Linked DNA regions of Mus musculus: region 2 is linked to region 1. Evidence: chromatin loops called from intact Hi-C (ENCODE). Cell type or tissue: heart. All regions are shown on one strand.

The links. Peaks named below come from ENCODE experiments on the same cell type or tissue, not always from the same donor. Only the 100,000 strongest peaks of a DNase experiment are listed, where the experiment ranks them.
Region 2: it touches region 1 in a loop (4-fold over the local background); 9 of 42 quality-filtered maps call a loop at or near these places.

Annotation. Positions count from the first base shown.
Region 1 is chr7:131,557,148-131,565,147 of GRCm38, forward strand. It overlaps Hmx2 (H6 homeobox 2), which reads left to right. Exons shown (of 2, transcript NM_145998.4): 2 at 1-867. Bub3 (BUB3 mitotic checkpoint protein) reads left to right here and starts at 3,223. Exons shown (of 8, transcript NM_009774.4): 1 at 3,223-3,307; 2 at 3,563-3,757; 3 at 4,390-4,459; 4 at 6,187-6,338. The coding sequence starts at 3,563. In heart, no CTCF peak of the experiment used is centred here; a DNase peak (open chromatin) is centred at 3,124; H3K4me3 peaks cover 1,737 bases; H3K27ac peaks cover 1,049 bases; H3K27me3 peaks cover 2,240 bases.
Region 2 is chr7:131,406,093-131,414,092 of GRCm38, forward strand. Ikzf5 (IKAROS family zinc finger 5) reads right to left here and starts at 4,386. Exons shown (of 4, transcript NM_175115.4): 1 at 4,295-4,386. It overlaps Acadsb (acyl-Coenzyme A dehydrogenase, short/branched chain), which reads left to right and starts at 4,509. Exons shown (of 11, transcript NM_025826.4): 1 at 4,509-4,695. The coding sequence starts at 4,654. In heart, no CTCF peak of the experiment used is centred here; DNase peaks (open chromatin) are centred at 4,509 and 5,299; H3K4me3 peaks cover 2,585 bases; H3K27ac peaks cover 1,744 bases.

The sequences.
Region 1 (8,000 bases):
TGCGCAGAGCGGGAAGTGATGCCTAAGGGTCAGATTTCGTTGGAGGGATTCGTGGAGCAGATGACACGGGCGCTTCCCTAGTTTCTTTTTGTAGTTGTTAAATTTGCCCGTGAATGACAAAAAGGTCGGATCACTGGCTAACTTGCAGCAGCTGTTTCTGAATTGAGCACTGAGGATTGCAGTGCCCGGCTGCCTGCCTCCATGCAGGGTTAGGGAGGCTCTGCACCCGGAGAACTGCTTCGTCAGGATCATGCAAATCACAGCACTGTATTTTCTCTACGTTTTCATAGCATCCACCTGTTCCTTGTTAAATGTCAGAAATGGGCCTGGAGCTTGGAGGAGGCCTCAGGTAGAGTTATTAGGTCCAGCCCGCCTCCCCTCAGTGGTTGATCAGGGTGCAAAGAGCTAGGAGTCTGCAGCGCCAAGGCCCTATCTATTTCTTTCTTCAGAAGAAAACCTGGTGCCTGAGGGACCGGTCTCTTTGAGCCAAGGGGGCATCGAAATGACTTGCATTTTGTAGAAATTCACAGAATGTAAACGTTTACATGGCCCATATCATTCCGTGAAATATGCCTGGCAGAAGAGATTTGCTCTGATATTGCCTATTTTTTTCTTAACACATTATATTTTATAAAACCTGCAACTCCTCCTAGGTGACATTAGATGGATGCTACACAAGAATGCACCGGGCAATACTAGGTTGGTTTGCTTACATTTGTTTTATTTTAGCTGTGTTCACCTCAATAAGTATTTGTTGAGGTCTCAACATGTGCTAAGAACCTACACTAAATTTGGGGTGGTCCAAAGGAGAACACAAAGAGGCCTATCAGTTCTCTTCTTACTTATTAAATATGTGTTTTCAATTGCTCATTGGATATGTGTATTTTTCTGTCACCGTAGTTTTCACTCCAGATAACCTCTCTACATTCTTTCCCTGACAGCATTCTTTGAGTGTTCCACCCAGAAACAACCACATTACTTCAGAGGACTGTCTTGTAAAAAAACATACTCCGTTCGGATGCTTTTGATCTGCCTTTCAGCAGATTACAATTCGGTGATGGATTTAACAGTATTGGGTCATCATATTTGCTTCAGGATGGCTTTCTCCATAGGTAGTGACCTCCTCCTCCTGTCACTGTCGGCATTAACGACTTGAGTTTGCCCATAATATTTTAGGGAATGCCATTTCCCGCAGTTGTCATGTGGTATATATCTGACTCTCTTTACTCACCCAGACATTAGCTGTGGCAGGCGACTCACCACTGCAACAGGTAACTGAATATCACACACACACACACACACACACACACACACACATACTTACTTTACATTTGTGTTGTAAAATGGTCAAGACTCTGCTTGTGGCCAGATTTCCTATCTCAAGTCTAGCAATTCATTTGAATAATCAGCAAAATAGTCCATCTCTTTTCAGGCTCTAAACTTGATTTACAAGATTGACGTTTCTTAAAACTCAAATAGAGTTGGGCTGCAAGTGTGCGGCCAGAGGGGCCTGAATCATACACACATGGGATAATGAAATATGCTTAGATTTTATTAGCAGGTAATTTATGCTCAGAATCTGGAAACAGTAATAGAATTAAATAAACAACTGGGAAAGAGAACCAAATAAGTCAAGAGGTAAAATTATTTGGCTAAACTTAGAATGCAAAACAACTCAATGCATTAAAAAAAATTGAACTTGGCCATTGATTTGTTGAAAGAGAAGAGAGAGAAAGAACCACATACTAGAACTATTTGGAGAGGGAAGACAACCAGAATATTTTAGCCATAATAACCATCATCAGGACAAAAGACTGGTGTGTGTGTGTGTGTGTGTGTGTGTGTGTTATTGTCAGGAATCTTAAGTGCATTTAGTTCAGAGTCTGTGCACACATAAGATCTTTCTTTCTTTCTTTCTTTCTTTCTTTACTTTTATTTTTTTAGACAGGGTTTCTCTGTGTAGCCCTGGCTGTCCTGGAACTCACTCTGTAGACCAGGCTGGCCTCGAACTCAGAAATCCACCTGCCTCTGCATCCCAAGTGCTGGCTGCGCCACCACTGCCCGGCAAGATCATTTTTCTTTTCTTTTCTTTTCTTTTTTTTTAAAAATGTACCTTGAAAGTTAAGTAGTTTAAAACTAGAGACAACTTCCTACTTCATGCAACAATTTCAAAATAAAAGGGATTGTCTCAAAAAGATGGGACAGAGAAAAAGAAGTTGTATCCAAGGATTAATTAGAAACTCAGTAACATTTTGCATGTCAGTATGCTACTATGTTGTTTGTTAAGTACTGCTTTTCTCTCACAGAACCAAAACAACCTTTTGATTCTCATATTTTTTAGAGGATTCTAGAAACAGAAAGTGCAGCAAACTGAGCCTGCAACTTCCATGATAATGCAGAGGAAGGTGGGAGAGGGAGGACAGTCACAATGCTAGGTCCTATGATGAACATTCCTAAGAGATTCTGGCTGATCGTTAAAGATTGGAAATATTTGTGTCCTGCTCTGTTCACCCTTATGGGTGTGGTACTCTTCTAAAGCAAGGAGTAGTTTGACTGAGTGTGTATTCCCAGAGCTGCTTAAGAGGCCTGACATTCAGGTGCTTGAAAACTGTGGAGAGATGAAACGATAAAAATGAGATCACTAGAACTCAAGGGAAATGAGTCTCTAGTTCACAAATTGATAACCCAGCAAAATAAAAGCAAATAGTACCTTTGACTAGAAATTATTCTTCAGTATGACTAGTCTGGATTAAGTCCAGGGGTATGTGCACGGCTAGAAAGAAAATATTAATTTATATCTATAGTAGTTATCAACCAAAATGAAATTCTGTGTCTGAGAGATAGAGGAGAAGGATGTCACAAGAGCTAGATAAAATCTCTTTTCTGCCTTCTAGTCTGTGGATGTTCAGGCAAGCAGCTCCAGGGAGACTACAACTCCCAGCATGCAGCATACAATTGTGGGCGGGCGTGAACGCCTTCATGACCTGAGCATACTTGGGAGTTGTAGTTTTCCCTCCGCAGCTCCAGAGATGTAACCTCGGCGTGGAGGTACTAAGAGACCCGGTGAACGGGGGGGGGGGGGGAAACGCGGCTTCCCTTTGAGCCGGAACAGGATGACTGCGGAAAATGAGGCAAGCAGTAAATCAGACCAATCAGCTGCCGAGATCGAGCCGTTGGCGTTCAAAATCAGCCAATGATAGGCCTGCTCCGGAGCTTCCTCTCCGCCTTCTCCGCTTTGCCTGCGAGTGCTCGGAGGGAAGCGGATCGGTAGTGGCCGGTGCAGAAACGTTGCTTAGGCGGACAGGAGGTAGAGGTTCGGGCGAGGGCGGGCGGAGCGGGATCTGTGGCCCGTGGCCGGCGCATCGATGCACAGAGGGATCCGGTCGAGGTCCATTGTGTTTTATATGGGGATCTGCGGGCAAGGAAGGAGGCCAGGCCGGGTGGAGCTCGGCGGAAGCGGGATGGCGGCCGGCCTGGATCAAGGGGGACTCGCGCAGGCGCAGGCCGTGGCCGGCCTCTGTTGCTCCGGTTAGGAACTCAGACTTAGCGTTTTGTTCTACAGATGACCGGTTCGAACGAATTCAAGCTGAACCAGCCACCCGAGGATGGCATCTCCTCGGTTAAGTTCAGCCCCAACACATCCCAGTTCCTCCTGGTCTCCTCCTGGGATACGTCTGTGCGCCTCTACGATGTGCCCGCCAATTCCATGAGGCTCAAGTACCAGCACACTGGTGCTGTCCTGGACTGCGCCTTCTACGTAGGTGGATTCAGTTTCTGCTCCTGTCCCCTTAATACTGAGATGTCCTAGGCCTTGCCAGTAGCATCTCATACACGGTTCGAGAATTCTGATAGTTCATAACTACTCGGGAATTCTTCCCTTTAGCCTGGCATCAAGCCTACTACAATGGTTTGTGTTCTTATTTCTTCTCTCGTGGCAATTTCAATCTCCATTTGTAAATTCAGACTTGAGTAAACTTTCTGGACATAGATAATTGAAGTTAGCAGCAAGACTGATTTTTAGCTATCCTTTGAAAAGTAATGAATGTTGTCTAATTTAGCCTTAACTCCTGGTGTCCACCTTGTATTTGCTTCCTTGTGGAGATCACTAACTTGCATTTTTGTTTGCTTCTTAGTTTCTGTCACACTGGACATAACACTTGGCTGTAGAAATAGCAATGTTGAAAATGCTTGCTAAAGCTTTGTAACTTTGAATTGGCTCCAAATGTAAGAGTGGGGTGGGAGGATGTGGTGGCCACAACTTTAATCCCAGAGGCAGAGGCAGGAAGAGCTCTTGAGTTTTGAGGCCAACCAGGGCTACATAGTGTCTTCCAAAAAAAAAAAAAAAAAAGTAAGAAAGAAAAAAAATCAAACCCAAATTTTGCTTTGTAGGATCCAACGCATGCCTGGAGTGGTGGATTAGATCATCAACTGAAAATGCACGATTTGAACACTGATCAAGGTATTAATATAGCTACATTTTACCAGTTTTTCTTTACTAGTGTATTTGTGTAGAAATGCTTATTTAAGAAGAGTAGGTGTTTTCAGTACTTATGTGAAGGCGGAACACGGCTTTGATAATAGACTTTTAAAATTGGATTAAGTTACCACAAATGGAACCTGAATTTTGCAGTAAAGCCCCTTCTGAGCACTGTCTTTTTTTTTTTTTTTTTTAAGATTTATTTATTTAATTTATAAGAGTACACTATAGCTATCTTCAGACACATAACAAGAGAGCATTGGATCTCATTACAGATAGATGGTTGTGAGCCACCATGTGGTTGCTGGGAATTGAACTCAGGACCTCTGGAAGAGCAAACAGCCAGTGCTCTTAACTGCTGAGCCATCTCTCCAGCCCCTGAGCACTGTCTTAAGTGTCTAGTGGAAGCATCATTTAAGCATTTGACTGTCACTATTAGAAGTCTTAAGCAGCGGACTGGACTCAGGGTCCGGTTTGTCAGGATTTCTTTGGACAGTTTGATATTTTAGGTTGGTCTTTTCACAGGCTAAAAAAAAAAGTACATTTTAAAAATGGAGCACGGTAGCCCCGTCATATTTATCTTAGTGATGCCTTTGCGTTCTTAGCAGGAGAATGTATTTCAGTTGGCTGTGTAAAAACATTTCTTAAGAGGTTTATGATTTCACTGTGGCAGGATTTGGAATGGAACCCAAGACGTGCAAAGCGCTCTGAGCTTTGTTTGCCTGCCCTGTATTGGATGTAGGTATACTGGAAAGCGATGGTGGGGGTGTAGACATGTGGCTACCTAGAGGCCAGCTTGAGCAATCCGAGTGGACTGAGAAGCACATCTGAGCCAGGTGTGATGCTGCTCCTGGAATCCCAGCACTTGGGAAGGGGAGGCGGGCGGATAAGAAATTCAAGGCCAGCCTCGGCTATATAGATAGTTTGAGGCCAGCCTAGACTACTAAGACTCTGTTTCCAGGAGAAAAGGAATGATTTTTCATTGGAAGAGGCCTCTGTCCAAAAGTGACTTTGTGTGTTTAATATGCACATGCGAGGAGAGCACTCTGCCTGAGCTACATTCCTGATCCTGGTCCTGGTCCTCTTCCTTTTTTTTTGTCTGTCACATGGGCTTTGGCACACAGTAGATATTTAGTAGATGTTTACTGAATGAACAAATGAGATACTGTGAAAGTTGAAATTGACAGGAAGGAAATTATGTAGCAGAAATTGGACCCTACCATGAGAAGCAAGTGAGTTAATTGAAAGACTCCCCTCAGCCTTCAAATCCTGTAACCATTTCATACTAGCTTTGACTTAATGGGAAGACAAGTGCGGTCAGGGTGCAGGAAGCCAGAGATCTCCACTCTTAGCTCACTCGCCAAGTATTTCTGGAGCACCTACAGTGTACCAAGCATGCACTAGATACAACCAAAGGTACAGTGTTAATCAGTTTTCTTACAAAATCTAGGATCAAGTTAGCCATCCACCATCCTCACACAGTTCACTGTGCTGGTTTCCTGCTAGTGAATGACCAAACCTGGGCAGTGTGAGGTCACTTAGAGAGGACTGGCTAACGTTGTAGTCGTGGAGCGATTGCTCTGCATGCAGACATCTCTGTGGAGTGACCGAGATGAATTCATTTCAGCTGACAGCCCCATGGGTTCACTTGAGGTATCCTATGAGAGAGTAAAGCTAGCTGTGTTGTTTTTATCTTTTCTTTGCAATAGAAAATCTTGTTGGAACTCACGATGCCCCTATCAGATGTGTTGAATACTGTCCAGAAGTGAACGTGATGGTAACTGGAAGTTGGGATCAGACAGTTAAACTGTGGGACCCCAGAACTCCGTGTAATGCTGGGACTTTCTCCCAGCCGGAAAAGGTAGGGTTTTATCTGCACCAGGGGTGTGGTGGTTGGAGAGTGTGCTGTTGTTAAGAATTGGCAATGTGTTTGAGAAACCTAACTGTATAGAAATGCTTTAATGCGAAGGGAGTTAACTTTTACATTTTGGTCATCTTTTTCTGTCAGTTATTAAACTTGGGCCGGAGAGCAAGAGCTCGAATTCCTCTTCAGTCCATTGTTAGTGCTTCGGCTCTGAGAGGTAACTCACTACCTTTTCATAGAAGCCATTAACAGAGGCTTACTGTCTTAAGTTTGGTCTGACACCCCAAACCAGAAGATGGGGTGGAACATGACTCATTTTCAGATGTGACTTGAGGCTCCATTTGAATTGACAGTTGAGAATGAAAAGGGAATCATTTCAGCTTTAGAGAGAGAGCTGTGTTCTCTGACTGTTACTGCTGTGTGTGTATTTAAATGCTGACAGATGTAGTTTGAAGGCTTGTAGTAAATGGAGTTTTTAAACACCTTTGAATCTAAATTTCCTTTCCCACAGACAACACCATAGTTGGGTCTTACCTTTTGTCAGCCCAGCTTGACAGCCTCTACCTTTGAATTATAAAACCATTTATGTCTATGATGCCTGTGTGGTTTTTTATATATATATATTTTTAAGAATTTCATGCGTGAGTACGTTTTATTTACATCGTCCCCTTCTGACTTCCTCTGCTCACTCAGGTGCCTGGCCTCTCCCATAGGATTGTTTTATACACCGTGCACACATGTGAACACACACAATTTGGTGTTGTTGTTTATACATGTGTTTGTGGCTGACCACTCAGGATTGGATAACCTCCCAGGGGTCTTGTCCCTGGAGAAAACGGAATCTGCCTCCTGTGATTGGAGCTTTTAAAACCGATTTGGGTGTATTCTCACTTCTCAGTCTGTTCATAAACACAATTAGGCTGTGTCTTCCCCAGACTTTTATTGGGTAGTAGTTAATTTAAAAGATGGATTGTTTTAGCAGTTTCAAGTATTCTTCACTTGAGTCCATTCCCTAGTGTAAATACACTGGTGGGCCCTGCCAGCCGTCGTTACACACAGCAGTGAATCCAAAGAGCCATTCTTTTTTTTGTCCCGTCACAGTCGACTCTACTCCTGGCAAGACCTTTGTTCAGAATAAAATAATTGCATTGTTTCTAGTTTTGATTTATGGTTGTATGTAGCATGTTAAGAACTGTGATAAATTGCTGACAGACTATCATATAATGGACAGCCACACTGAAGCAAGCTGCTTACTGGTTCAGCGAAGTTCATTATGTCACTTTTTTTAATACTTTCTTTGATAAATGTATATACCCAGTCAGTAGTATGACAGTGGTTTCCCTTGATTTATGATCAGTGCGGATAGAAAGCAGTTTTAGAAGCTTGTGTGTCACCTGTACAGTAAAGATTTAAGGTAAAATTCTGGATGCAGTCGTGTCACTATAAATTGATCTTTTTCTGGTTTATTTTTTAAGTTTAGTACTTCATATATCTTAAATTAATTTTCTTTTTTCTTTGCCTTTTTGGAAGACGTTGACCTTCTAAATAAACATAAAGTATTCATATTTACATATGCAATCATTTCATATTTCAATTTTTACAATTATTTTTCCCTCAGTTGATTTAGTTGTTAAAATTTAAAGTCAAATTATAGTGGCT
Region 2 (8,000 bases), 150 kb before region 1:
TATGTACTCATTGATAAGTGGATATTAGCCCAGAAACTTAGTATACCCAAGATATAGGATACAATTTGCGAAGCACATGAGACTCAGGAGGAACGAAGAACAGGGTGTGGACGCTTTGCCCCTTCTTAGAATTGGGAGCAGAACGCCCATGGAGGGAGTTGCAGAGATGAAGTTTGGAGCTGAGATGAAGGGGTGGACCGTCTAGAGACTGCCATATCCGGGGATCCATCCCGTAATCAGCCTCCAAACGCTGACACCATTGTACATGCCAGTGGGATTTTGCTGAAAGGACCCTGATATAGCTGTCTCTTGTGAGACTATGCTGGGGCCTAGCAAACACAGAAGTGGATGCTCACAGTCAGCTATTGGATGGATCACAGGGCCTCCAATGGAGGAGCTAGAGAGAGTACCCAAGGAGCTGAGAGGAACTGCAACCCTATGGGTGGAACAACAATATGAACTAACCAGTGTTCCCTGGAGCTCGTGTCTCTAGCTGCATATGTATCAGAAGATGGCCTAGTTGGCCATCAGTGGAAAGAGAGGCCCATTGGTCGTGCAGACTTTATATGCCTCAGTGAAGGGGGATGCCAGAGCCGGGAAGTGGGAGTGGGTGGTTGGGGGAGTAGGAGGGGGTGTGGGAGACTTTTGGGATAGCACTGGAGATGTGAATGAAGAAAGTACCTAATTAAAAAAAAAAAAAAAGAAAAGAAAAGAAAAATTCTATGTTGAAATTCTAACCTCCAATATGACATTTGTTGTGAGGCAGAGACATCAGAATAGGACTATGAGAATAACAGTTTGCTTTCTGTTTTCTGCACTATGAGTATATAACCAGAAACCAGATCCTGTATCTGCTAGCAACTGGAACTCAACTTCCCAGCCTCCAACCTTAATGAATTCTTTAAATCACCTAGCCTGTCCGAGTTGGTTATTATCAGCCTGACACAAATTCAGGCATATCCAGGAAGAAAACTTTGTTTCCAAACAGGGGGTCATTAGGGTAGCTTTGCTGGCCTGGAACTCAGTATGCTATGTAGACCAGAATGATCTTGAACTCAGAGATCCACCTGCCCCTGCCACCTGAGTGGAGTGCTGGAATTAAAAGCTTTCGCCACAATGCCTGGAGGAAAAGAAATCTTATTTGAGAAATTGCTTCCATAAGATTAGCCTATAGGCAAGCCTGTGGACTCCTGCCTTGATTAATGAAATATATGGCGGGGAGTGGGGACTAGCTCACTGTGGGAGGTGCCACCCCTGGGCAGGTGCTCCTGGGTTTATAAAGAGTAGGCTGAGCAACCATGAGAAGTGAGCCAGTAAGCACTAAGAAAAAGCCTTGGCTTCTGTGCCACAATCCCTGCCCTGCCCTGCCATTCTTCAGTGATGGGATGTTAATGGAAACATAGGATAAAATCAACTCTATCACCCCTAAATTACTTTTAGTCATTGTAGTTTGTTAGTTAGTTAGTTTGTTTGTTTGAGACAGGATATTTCTACATAGCCCTGGCTGCCCTGGAACTCACTATGTAGACCAGGCTAGCCTCAAACTCAAAGATCCTCCTGCTTCTCTGCCTCTACCTCCCTAGTGCTGGGATTAAAAATGTGCACTACCATATAGGGTAGTCATGGAAGTTTATCAAAGCAGTACAAGCCCTAAGCAAGACACAGTCCATTCAATTTGTTATCAGAGTGTGAACTAAGATATATATATATTTATGCCATCAACCAAAGAAGAGAAAAACTTCCAAACCTTATGATTATAAGGCATTGCCCAAGCTACTAGAGGAAAAATATCTAAGAGTTAATATTCCACATATCCTGTGTGTGTATGTGTGTTCTTACATATACGATCAAACACCTTTTAATCAGGAGCTAATTATTTAAAAGAGGTGTTAAGATGCAAACTGGAAGGTAAGTACAACTACGAAGCAGATAAGATAAAAATCAAAGGGTCTTCTTTCCTCCACCATCATGGAGCACATGTCTGACTCGACTTCTTGCCTTCCAAAATCAAGAAATTTCTGGCCAAAAAACAAAACTGTTTTATTCCCCCAAGGGATTTGGATGAAAACTAATGACAAAGCCACGTACAACATGTCTCAATTGGAGTCTGATTTGCTTTTATCTGTTCCATATGAGCTAAATAGTTTCAGCAATAAAATGTGTATAACCTTAAAAAACAAACAAACAAACAAAAAACCCAACCAAACCCTAGTCATCTCTCTGAGTGCTAGAGATGCCCTCTACACAAAGGAGAATTCAAAGAACAGTATAAGGTATTACATTTACCTAGCACTGCTTTAAAAGAAATGTTTAACTGAAGGGTTACTACTGATAAGGAAGAATACTTAGCCCAACTTTTTTTTTATTAGGTATTTTCTTCATTTACATTTCAAATGCTATCCCGAAAGTCCCCTATACCCTCCCCCCGCCCTGCCCCCCAACCCACCCACTCCTGCTTCCTGGCCCCGGCATTCCCCTGTACTGGGTTAGCCCAACTTTTTATGTGACAATTAACCCAGAGGTTAGTCAGGCCTACTGAAGTTCTTTATTGTTCAATAGCTGTGTTTACTTCTATAACCTGTTGATTATGGTCATTGAAAGATTTACTCTCCAAGAGAATTTACATTAGTAAAGGCTGACAAACGAGACTTAGTTCATACAGAGTAACATGGACCTTCAAAAAGAATTAGAACACAATTCCTGAGTTCCCGTCTGCTAAAGACTCTGAATGCATGAACACTGTGATAAGGCTCTTCTGAGAAGTCAGAAAACATAAAAAGGAAAACAGAAATGAAGCCACATCTGAAGAAATCCAAAAAAAGAATGATACAATCTAACCTGTTCACCCCAATTTAGCTCCACTTTTTACTTTCCACGGCAACACTGCTGAAATGTTGAATAATTGAAATTTACTCTGGAGATACAACAAAGGCGTCCAAAAGGCCATGGAGGGAATTTCAACTAAAATTCAAAAGCCACAAGAAGTCTGCAAAGAAAGACACGTAAGTGAAAACTTTGCTAGGGACTACAGGCTTAGTAACAAGTTAATAACATAATTTGTGTGTCATTATCATTAACTGAAAAAAAAAAAAAAAAGCAAGGGCAAGCTTGGTGGCCCACAATTACATCCTAGCCATTTGTGTTACTATCATGTTGCCACTGGTCATTTACTTTTAACAAAAAAACTTCAATGCCATTCATATATAATATGCTAATTTCAAGAGATGCCAGGCTTAATGTTGCTGAATAAGTCCAGTTGCACATAAAAGTACATTAGCTCTATCGCCAGGGAAATATATGTAACAACCACCAGGACTCAACCACGGCATATCTGAAGCCCATCTTCAGTGTCCCACAGTACAACAGTTACGGTTTCCTGGGAAACACGGGACCCTTACAGGAAAAGAACTTCAAACATCCCAGTTCCCCCGCAAGGAACTTCCAAGAAAACGTTCATCCTCAGCTGTGCTGAAGACAACATAAACTCAAGACAAAGTCTTACAAGTAGTCCAGATGTTTTAAGCAGCTGTTTTCATGCTGTGTCTTCTAAGTGTAATTTCCCTGGACCTCACAACTTCAGAAGTCTTCATGTCCGTTCTCACTCCTCTGTCCGGTTCTGACCAGCACACAAAGGAGTCATTAAAGAGGCCATGTGGTTACTGGCAGCTACCACTGACTATACTTAGGATCTACAGTTAGACAGACAGCACTTGGACGCTTAGCTGAGGAGGAGCCACATTGAGCATCCAAGAACATTCCCGACAGTCGATCGATGATGAATCGATCGGGGACAGAAATCTTGAATGAGTCGGAAGATCCTCCCCAGCCTCACCTGTTCCCAACATTGGAAAGTACAGGCAGTAGACGCCAGGTCATGAGAGAAAGAAAACTCCTTCCCAACAGCAGCCCGGGGTTAACACCCTATCCAGGATACACCGGGGTTGCTGGGGTCGACTTTGGCACCCCGAGAATGCACTACACAGGGATGCTCCCTGCGATCGCCACCTGTCAAAGCCGGAGACAGCTCCCCACCCTGAGCTCCGAGCTGCGGCCCGACGGCGCCGACTCGCTCGCGAGCCTCCGGGCGGCGCACCCAGTCACTTACGAGCCCAAGAGAGTCCCGAGTCACCACGCTGGCAGCCCACGGGGCACGCAGGACCCTCCGCTGTGGCCAAGGCGAAAGCGGTGTTAGCCGGCTAGCAATGAACCCGGCACTTTACCTTCCGCCATTCCGTCAACGTGCCCTGAGTAACCGTAGCGCCGCCGTGGAAGCTGACCGCCCCCCGTGACTCACCTCCTGACAACCGCACCGAGGAATCCCCACAGCCCTTTTCACTGCCGTCGCCGCCACCGCCACCGCCTCAGCGTTCGTCAGCGTCGCAGCTGTAGCCGCCATATTTGTTGTGTCTCCGCTCCCTTCCCGCCCGCCCCACGCCTTGCCCAAGTCTCGCGTGAGCGTGCTGCAGGGAGCAAGGAGAGAATTATGTCTCTCCTGGGGTTCCGTAGGCGGCAGTGGGCGGGGACTCAAAGGGGTGTGTGAGGGGCGGATGCTCGGAGTGGGCAGGGCCCGAGCTTGCCAGGCCGAGGGAGTCTTGCGCAAGGGTTCGTGGAAAGCCTTGCGAGCTTAACAGGGCCACCCTGCCCGAAGCGAGGATGGCGGTCTCTGCGCTCCAGCTGTGGCGTATGGGCGGGCTGGTGAGTGGGGTCGGTCGAAGCGACCGTCTCAGGAGGCCTGTGGCCACACTGATTCCTGGCGACGTCATCTTTTCCTAATGGGCTGGGGGTCTGGGAGGCTGGTGGAGGGGGCTGAGCCTGGGGCTGGGTCTCCACAGACCCTTCACCTCCGTCTGGTTTTCCTTCAGGATCCGTCCCAGCTCATGCCACATTTCCCCGGATGATGATGATGATTTTTTTGTTTTGTTTTTTGGGGTTTTTTTTGTTTTTGTTTTTGTTTTGTTTTTTTTTTTTTTCGAGACAGGGTTTCTCTGTATAGCCCTGGGTGTCCTGGAACTCACTCTGTAGAGCAGGCTGGCCTCGAACTCAGAAATCTGCCTGCCTCTGCCTCCCGAGTGCTGGGATTAAAGGCGTGCGCCACCATCACCCAACCGATAATGATGATTTTTAATGACTAAAATCTAGGCCTGCTTGTCGAGCCTATTGACACTCTCTTCCCTTCAGCAGCCCAGCTGGAAGGGACCTCTCATATTTCTGGGTCTTAACCATTCAGGGAAGGAATTTCTTAGGCTTTATCTCACTGCGGGGATCTGACCAGCTCCCTTAGATTCTGAGGAGCCCAAAAGCCCATTCTAGTCCTCTTCCTCAAACTTGGTCTGAGGCCAGCCTCTTGTCTCACCAGGATGTTTCTGGCCTCCCTTTGCTCTCTCGGATTTCCTGAGCTTGGAATTAGGACACACAGTACAGTGCAGATGACAGCATCTGTCAGAATAACAGAAGACACTCTGACCAGTCAGAGGGGGCAATGGGTTGAACCATGAGCAAACCTACGTTAGCTGGACTTGGTGCTATTTCTTCAGGTGCCTGAAAGAGACAGCTTTCCTGGAGGATGTTTCTCTACTTAGGCGATTGACGAGCCCATTTAGCTAACTTTGAAGTGAAAGGACAGTTGGGTGCCTTTGCTGTGGTTGTAGTTAGCTGGAAACCCTCCAGCTAAATAGTAATCTTAAAATTTCCTCGGGCAGATGTTAAGTCTCAAGTCTCACCCATTATTCTGGCGAGCAATCAAAATCCTGCAGTATTTATTCCCGGTTTTACAAGCTACTGATGAGAGGAAGTAGCTTGTAAACGGTGAAGCAAGTCTGCACCTCTTTGCCTCACATTGTAGATAATTAACGTTATTTTATTGTTTTACAAGCTTGGGGTGTTTAGGAAATTAATAAAGTTGTGTTAGTGTATTGTCACAAAGGATTAGAAATGGGTTCTTGTGATTATTATTTAATACTGTTTAATAATTGTTGCTTAATAATAATGTAGCCAGCAGACTTGTCTGGGTTGTTGAGTTTGGCCACCCTTTGTTTTTCTAGCCTACAAGCCCTTGGTGCTCTTCCAGCTTCCAGTCTCTCTTACTTTGCATGAACCTCTTAACAAGTAGCTATTTAACCTTGAGATGTAGCGATTTCAGACAAAGGATTAGGTGACTTTGACAAAAACTACTGCTGCTTCTCCTTGGTCGGAGATACCACGGAAGTATTTTGTTTAGATTTGTGCCTTATTGTCTTGCGTAGGTTTTGGATCTCTTTTATAAAAAATAGTATATTTTGCTGAAATTTGCCTGAAGCATGGTAGTTAATTAATTAAGTTCTGGTGCCAAACTGCTTGGATCTAGAGCCCAGGCTCTGTGGTATAACCTTAAGCGGTTGCTTAAACTCTTTGAGTCTGTTTTCTGATGGGTAAAGTGGGGGTCGGGAAGGACGGTACCTATCTGTAGGGTTGTTGCGAGGGCTGAATGAAAACGTTTTTGTAAGGCACAGAGACGAGCATAATGGTTAGCCAGCTTTCAGTAAATGTCTTTACTCCCATTCACGAGGCACCGTGTGCCATAGCAGATACAGTATAGACTAAAGCACATGTGTTAAAGAAGTTCACCCTCACCATTTAGACCTGCTTCTACCTAACCACGTGTTAGTTAGCAGTAGGAAAAAAAAGACCTCAAGGGGTCCACAGTGTACCCCTGAGCTCAACGGAGAGAGCAATGGCAGGGATCATTACAGGACAAAGAGGCTCACTGGATACAGGTTTTAGAATCTAGGAGGAAAAGAAGGACGCTGTAACAAGCAGGGAATGACACTATTTTAAAAAGAGTTTGAGAGTTTAGCCTTTAGGATTGTGTAGAGCTGTTGAAGGCTGAGAACCTCAGAGGCACTTAATTATGGTGAAAATATATAGATTGCTATGATAAAAAGTGACAAAGAGAGTGGAGACATGAGCCAGGACAGTGACAAATACCTGTAACACCACCCCTCTCACCCCCCAACACACACACCGTAGAGACAGAAGCAGGAAGGTTGAGAGTTCTAGGCCAGCCTGGGCTATGTGGTAAGATCCTGTTTTACCATAAGGTACAAAGAGGGTGCCTGGTGGAGGGGGGTGCAGAAGAGCTGGCCCTACCACTCCTCAGCCCTTCAGTGGTTTGGGCTTAGGGGGTGATGCCCTCCACCCACTTGCCCCTCACCACCTGAGGCAGTCTGAGGCCTTGAAGTTATGGGAGCTGGTGAGCTGGCCCTGCTCCTCACCAGCTGCAGCACTCAGGAGAGAAAGGGGGCCTTGCACCGGGGCTGGGCTACACAGTGGAGCTGGTTCTGATGGTGACTGGGACAATACTTTACATCTGTGATTTTTATTCTTTCTATGAACCCTCTGAAGTCAGTATAAGTGGTTTGAGTTGCAAATAAAGAATTCAAAAGCAACACCCAATGCCTCCAGCTCTCACAGCATTCAAGAATGCTCTACCAACCTCTACCTTTGGTCTTTTACATTCTTGCTGATGGAGTAGAACTGGTTTGCATATTATGAGATCTGGACTCACGATACTTGAGTTTGAATTCTATTACCTCTTAAGTCTGATAACTTTAGAAAATGACTTACTCTCCTCCATTTCTTTTCTGCAAAGGGGAAGAACAATGGTTTAAGTTAGGTATTAGATATTATATACTTAGAACAGATTCTTGCATGTGGTAAAGACTTGGTAAATACTAGCTATCGATACAGGCAAAACTCATTATCTGTAAAACTGAAAGGAAGGGGATAAGGTGTTTTTATATAAAGTATGTGGGCAGGTCTTACTGTTTACAACAAGGTCATTTGGACATTAGAAAACAGAGTATTGCTACTGTTGAAGAAGTAGTATGAGCAGACATGGTTATGGGAGATGAATCTTGAACTGACCAACCAAAGGGATGGCTTAACTTTAGGTAAAGCAACAGAAGGGTAGAGAGCAAGGACTAGGAGTTATGTAAATAAAAGCATAGAGGTAGAGACATATT